Linked DNA regions of Homo sapiens: region 2 is linked to region 1. Evidence: chromatin contacts called from ENCODE Hi-C or POLR2A ChIA-PET data. All regions are on one chromosome and are shown on one strand. The core of a region is the stretch at or near the end of the contact, and the rest is flanking DNA. Distances in the headings are between cores, read along the strand shown.

Region 1 (2,658 bases), core at 71-2,570:
AAAATACAAAAAATTAGCCGGGCATGGTGGTGCCCACCTGTAGTCCCAGCTCCTCGGAAGGCTGAGGCAGGGGAATCGCTTGAACCCGGGAGGTAGAGGTTGCAGTGAGCCGAGATTGCGCCACTGCACTCCAGCCTGGCGAACACAGCGAGACTCCGTCTCAAAAAAAACAAACCCTCTGTGAACTCACAGTCACCCCCCAGTCCCACATATGCTGGAAAGGACCTGTCATACCTGAAGAGCCCCTAGATGGCGCAGAGGTGTCTGTGGTGGGGGACCTAGGTCCTGAAGCCACCTCACCCAGAGGCTTTCCCCCTGCCCATCCCCAGGTTTCTGGGAACGGATTCCCTAGGGAGGTGGTTCCTGGAAGCCTTTTCCCAGCCACGCCCCGTGGGCCCTAGGGGGCTGCTCTCTCCCTCCTGAGAATAGCCCTCAACACGTGGCAGATACCTTGTCTATGGCATAGGGGGAGGGGGAGGATCCATGCTTGGGAAGGTGGACCCCACCCCCAACGTCAGCTCTTGGCTTTGAATTCCAGCTCAGTCACTGAGAAGCTGAGGGCTCTGGGAGAAGGAGAAGGCCAGCAGCATCACCTCTCTGCCTCATCCCAAAATGGGGTCTCAACACCAATCCAGCTGGGAGGACTGCAGGAAGTGATGTTGGGGCCAGCTGGAAGATGGGAGTGCTCAATGCCTGTGCTGGCTGTACACCAGCCAGGGGTGCTGTGGGGTAGATGAGGCAGAATGGGGAGGGGGAGCCATTTGCAAGGGTCCTGAAAGCCAGGCTAGGGCTCTGACCCTGGCATTGCTACTTTCTTGCTGTGTGACCATGAATAAGAATTAATTGAGTTAATATAATCAAAGCGTTGAAAACAGTGTCTGGTGCATAGGAAATGTTACATTGAGCCAATGTGTCTGAACTCTCAGACTCAGTCTTGGTTTTTCCTTGTATAACATATGACCCCCTTGAGCTCTACTGGTCACTGATTCTCTGTCCCCACCCGCTTGCCATTTACCCCAGCATCTCCCTGCTCCCCAAATGGCAGACCATCAAACCTTAGAGTTATCAGCCACGGTCCTCTCCTCTCTAGGCCCACCAGGCTTGGGGTCCTGCAGCCTGCTGGGTGATTCCCCCTCCCCGCACTCCCCCAATCCTGCCGCTCTGTCATCTGCTGTACCACGTGCACAGTACCAGGGATCCAGAAGAGAAGGCTGGTTGCCAGGGCAACGGAAGATAAAGCCCTTGCTCTGCCAGGCTGCTGATTGGCTGAGACAGGTCCCACCTCCTGCCATCCTGAGAGTGGGGGCTAGGGGGAAGGGTCTCTGATGGGCAGGGAGAGATACCAGGGTGCTGAGCCAGTCCAGGACTGCCCCCTCCTGGCCCACTCAGAGCCCCTGGGTGTGAGAAGCTCGTCTCCCGTGGGTTGCATTGGCTCTGCCCTATCTCTGCCTCCAGCACCCAGGGCGGCCGCAGATGGCAGTGTCTCTGGGGACAGCAGCTGCGAATGAGTCCACGGGCCAATGCTGAGCTGCTCAGGCTGAGGCGGTGTGCTCAGCACAGAGCCCCCGGAACTGGCATCTGCAGGGCGTGAGGTGGGTCTTTGGGCACACGGAGGGCACCGAGTGGTGCCAATGGCTTGGGAGGTAGGGAGAGGGGCTCTGCAAACTCACACTGTCTCAGGCAGCACATTGGCTGAAATGAGGCTGGAAAATTCCATATAGATCATCTGGTAACCCCATCCCCACCCTGTCACCGTGCACAGGGGACCGTGAGGCCCAGAGAGGGTGAAGAAGGGGCCAAGATAACACAGGAGGCCAGTGAGTGTGTTGCTTTTCCACCTAGGTCAGTTCCCTGAGAAATCAGGAAGAGACCACGGGGTCCTCAGTCAGCCTCAGAATGCCTGGGATTTTGTGCACAGGGCTGGAGAGGTTGGGGGACCTTGATCTCTATTCCACATCCCCCAGCATTGCAGCTGAAATGGCTTCTGTTCTGCCCCAGCCCTCCATTCGCATGTTTAAGCTGGAAGGAAACTGGGGGCCTGGCTGGGCCTGGATAGGGGGCATGAGTCACCTTGGACACAGTTAAGTCACACAGGGAGCAGCCTCCCTGCCTGAGGTGCTCCTTCCCTACCTTCACCAACCCTGGCAGCACCAGACAATCCTGCACTCTCTCCAGCTCCCCAGAAAGGCAGCTGGTTAAAAGGTGCTGGGTCCTACACGCTCCCCTGCCCTGGCTGCACTAGTCACTTTGGATAATCAGTGCACTCTTCATTTTATTCCTTCACAAATAGGGCACTTTAATACAATGTCGGTGCCTCAGAACAGCCAGTGAGGACCTTTGGGGTAGGAGAGGGGCTCCGGATGGATGCAGGACCAGGAAACAGCATCTTTCCCTCCCCTGGGGCCACAGCTTCCCTCACAGGCCCACCTGGGAGTAGAGAGACAAGAGGAGCTGGAGTTTGGAGACGGAGGTCAGAAGAGTGAGGGCTTCTCTCCGACCTACCTGGAGTTCTTTCCATCCATCCCCCTGCTTTCCTCCCCAGAAGCAAGGTGGGCATCTGCTCATTTCATCCTGCTCAGGTGCCTTTCCCTCCCCTGGAGGACGCAAGCCTCAGGGCATCGCTGGGGTTTGGCGTCTAGCTCTGCCACTTTCCAGTTG
Region 2 (2,658 bases), core at 1-2,500, 260 kb after region 1:
ATCACCCCAACAGTCTTCTCATTAACCTTTGGGTTCCCGTCGGATGACAATGGCATGTCCTTAGCGCCTGGTGAGGTGGCCTCTTCTCTTGCGGCAGGACTAGCATTGAGTCTGGGGGGTTCATTCTGAGCACCTTGTGCCGGTGAGGAGCCAGCTTTCTCAGAGGCTCCACCCTTGTAGGTGGTGTCAGAGCTGGTGCTCTGGCCACTTAGTTGCCGCACTCTCTCGCCTTGATCCTCTGAACTGCTGGAGCAGCCTCCATCTAATGACTCTGCCATAGGGGACTTCAGCTGTTCTTCAGGTTGTGAGGAGCCTTCAGAATTTGTGCAGCTATCTGCTTTCTTGGAAGATGAGGGCCTCTTGGAGGTCTTCTTCTGAGGAGTCAGGGCATCAGAAAGTAACATGTGCTGGACAGTGTTAGGAAGATTGGCCACTTGAGTACTCAGAGCACTCAAACTACTCAACCCAGGATCTGTCAGTCGCTTTTCTGGTACCCCTTCTAGTCCAAACCCTTTGAAGCCTGCAGCATGAGAATTAGGACTGGGCATCATTGATGGGGTTGGACTGAGTTGAGGCATTAACTGTAAAATTCTGTTTCTGGAACCCATAGGCACACTGCCTTGCCCACACTGGAGATTCTCCCCAGTCTGCATGAGAGGAGATGGGGTAGAACTACAGCTTGGAGACTGAACCACAGAGGCAGCTGGAGAAGGGTTAGAAATGGGGCTGAAGTTCTGGTGAAACTGCATGGGGGACCTCACAGGAACCTCAGGCTGGTTGTACTGCCCCACTTGGCTTTGCAGGGGCAGCTTGGTGGCAGCGTTAGTATACTGCATCACATGCTGAGAAGGGTGTTGTTGTTGCTGCGGTTGCTGCTGCTGCTGCCCCTGTTGGGTCCCTTGTGGAATCTTTGCCTGTTCAAAATTCTTCATAGATTGAGGCTGATAGCTGTAATTGGATTGTGTTCCATAAGCCTGTGCATTAGAACCCACATTGTGTCCTTCATACTGAGATCCAGCATTCACATTGTAACTGCCATCATAGCTCTGTCCAGACTGGCTAAAACGCTGTGGTGAAGGGAAGGAGGAGGAGGAGGAGGAGGAAGCAGAAGACTGATAGTGTTGGCCAAACTGACCCACTCTTAACTGGTAACCAGCAGCAGAGGATGGCAGAGTTGAGGGCCGCTGCATTGGCTGTAGATGGGATGAGCTGGATGCTGGTTGGCCAGTGGCCTGTGGCAGGGGCTGATGGGACTGGTAAAGCTGTTGTCTCAACTGCTGGACTTGCTGCTGCTGCTGCTGGCTGGAAGCCTGCTGTTGGTACTGAGCACTCCCTGGAGAGAAAGGCCCAGTGTAATCCTGCTGATAATGTGACACACCGCCAAGGCCAGAGTGCTGTGCTTGAAACTGGCCCACATGACCCTCACTCCCATACTGATTGCCAAAGCTGCTCCCCTGGGGGGGTCCATAGCTCTGCACAGGCCCAGAAGGCCTTCGCTGAGGAGGCTGTGGGGTTCCTGTAGTCACGGGGTCTTTGTTGCCTGCCATGTAGTAAAAATCTCCAGCCTCTTTCCTGAAACCCTGGTAACCTTGATGGCCAGAGGTCTCGCTAGCCATCGCTGCCGCAGCAGCTGCTGCTCCTCGTCGTCCACCACCACTGCCACTGCCACTGCTGCCACTACTGCCACCTGTACCTCCAAAATTCTGGAACATCTGGGCCTGACGAGGGCTGAACTCTTCTAGCCGGGATGAGCCGTGTACCTCCTGTGGGTAGCTTTGCTGGTTTCCGTGGTAACTGCTTTGCTCCCGAAAGGACTGCATACTGTTCAGCAGCACAGCAGCAGGCCAACAGCCCTCCTAGAAATAGAAGAAAGAAAAACATTAGACACGCATCTCCTTGGTACAAATAAAATCAAGTCTAGATGATGGAGGGAATAAAGATGAATCAGAGGCCCAGATGAAGCTGACTGGTTTGAATTTCTATTTTTTTTTTTTGGTTTTTTGAGACAAGAGTCTCACTCTGTCACCCAGGCTGGAGTGCAATTGCACGATCTCAGCTCAATGCAACTTCTGCCTGCAGGGTTCAAGCAATTCTCTTGCCTCAGCCTCCCGAGTAGCTGGGACTACAGGCGCATGGCCACCAGGCTCGGCTAATTTTTTGTATTTTTAGTAGAGACAGGGTTTCACTGTGCTGGCCAGGCTGGTCTCGAACTCCTGACCTCGTGATCCGCCCACCTCGGCCTCCCAAAGTGCTGGAATTACAGGCATGAGCCACCACGCCTGACCTTGAATTTCATCTTTTATATTTTATCCTATCCACTTCTGAAAATGCACATATGCAGAGAAATGGCCTAAAGAGTGAGGCAAGAATCTGTAGTAGAATGAAAAGCAGCACTCTGAGTGCATACAAACCCAATACAGCAAAAACATGTATGTCTCATATATCTAATAATGCCTTATTAGACAAATGAGCCCCCAAACTCAACCAGATTAAAATATGGGGCTGTGTTATTACTGTCAATGAAAAACAGCAATTTTTCAATAAGCCTCCCAGTTATGCGGGGGAGGGGGTGTGGGGTAAGAAAAACCAAATCCTTTTTTTTTTTTTTTTTTTTTTTTTTTTGAGACAAGGTCTCACTCTTGCCCAGGCTGGAGTGTG

Evidence for each region. A loop is a pair of places that touch in the nucleus more often than their neighbours do. ChIA-PET counts read pairs that join two places held with the same protein, here RNA polymerase II (POLR2A). Pooled maps may share reads with other maps.
Region 2: a map of heart right ventricle shows a loop between it and region 1 (8-fold over the local background). The contact joins the enhancer-like site here to the promoter of SMIM45 in region 1. A Hi-C loop is called at or near these places in 1 of 168 maps with a recorded cell type or tissue (heart right ventricle) and 7 of 50 pooled maps. POLR2A ChIA-PET finds 5 or more read pairs at or near these places in 3 of 52 experiments (GM12878, activated T-cell and naive thymus-derived CD4-positive, alpha-beta T cell).

Annotation. Positions count from the first base shown.
Region 1 is chr22:41,950,830-41,953,487 of GRCh38, forward strand. SMIM45 (small integral membrane protein 45) reads left to right here and starts at 1,321. Exons shown (of 2, transcript NM_001395940.1): 1 at 1,321-1,592. RefSeq lists an enhancer at 150-777 and a silencer at 246-305.
Region 2 is chr22:42,213,486-42,216,143 of GRCh38, forward strand. It overlaps TCF20 (transcription factor 20), which reads right to left. Exons shown (of 6, transcript NM_001378418.1): 2 at 1-1,856. The coding sequence starts at 1,820. Among named protein-coding and RNA genes, the nearest start is that of TCF20, 56 kb to the right of the region's middle. RefSeq lists an enhancer at 1,498-1,997. Within about 2 kb of position 1,251, at least 4 of the 41 ENCODE cell types and tissues checked have a DNase peak (open chromatin) inside an H3K27ac peak, as active enhancers do; they include heart right ventricle, where a contact is called at or near this core.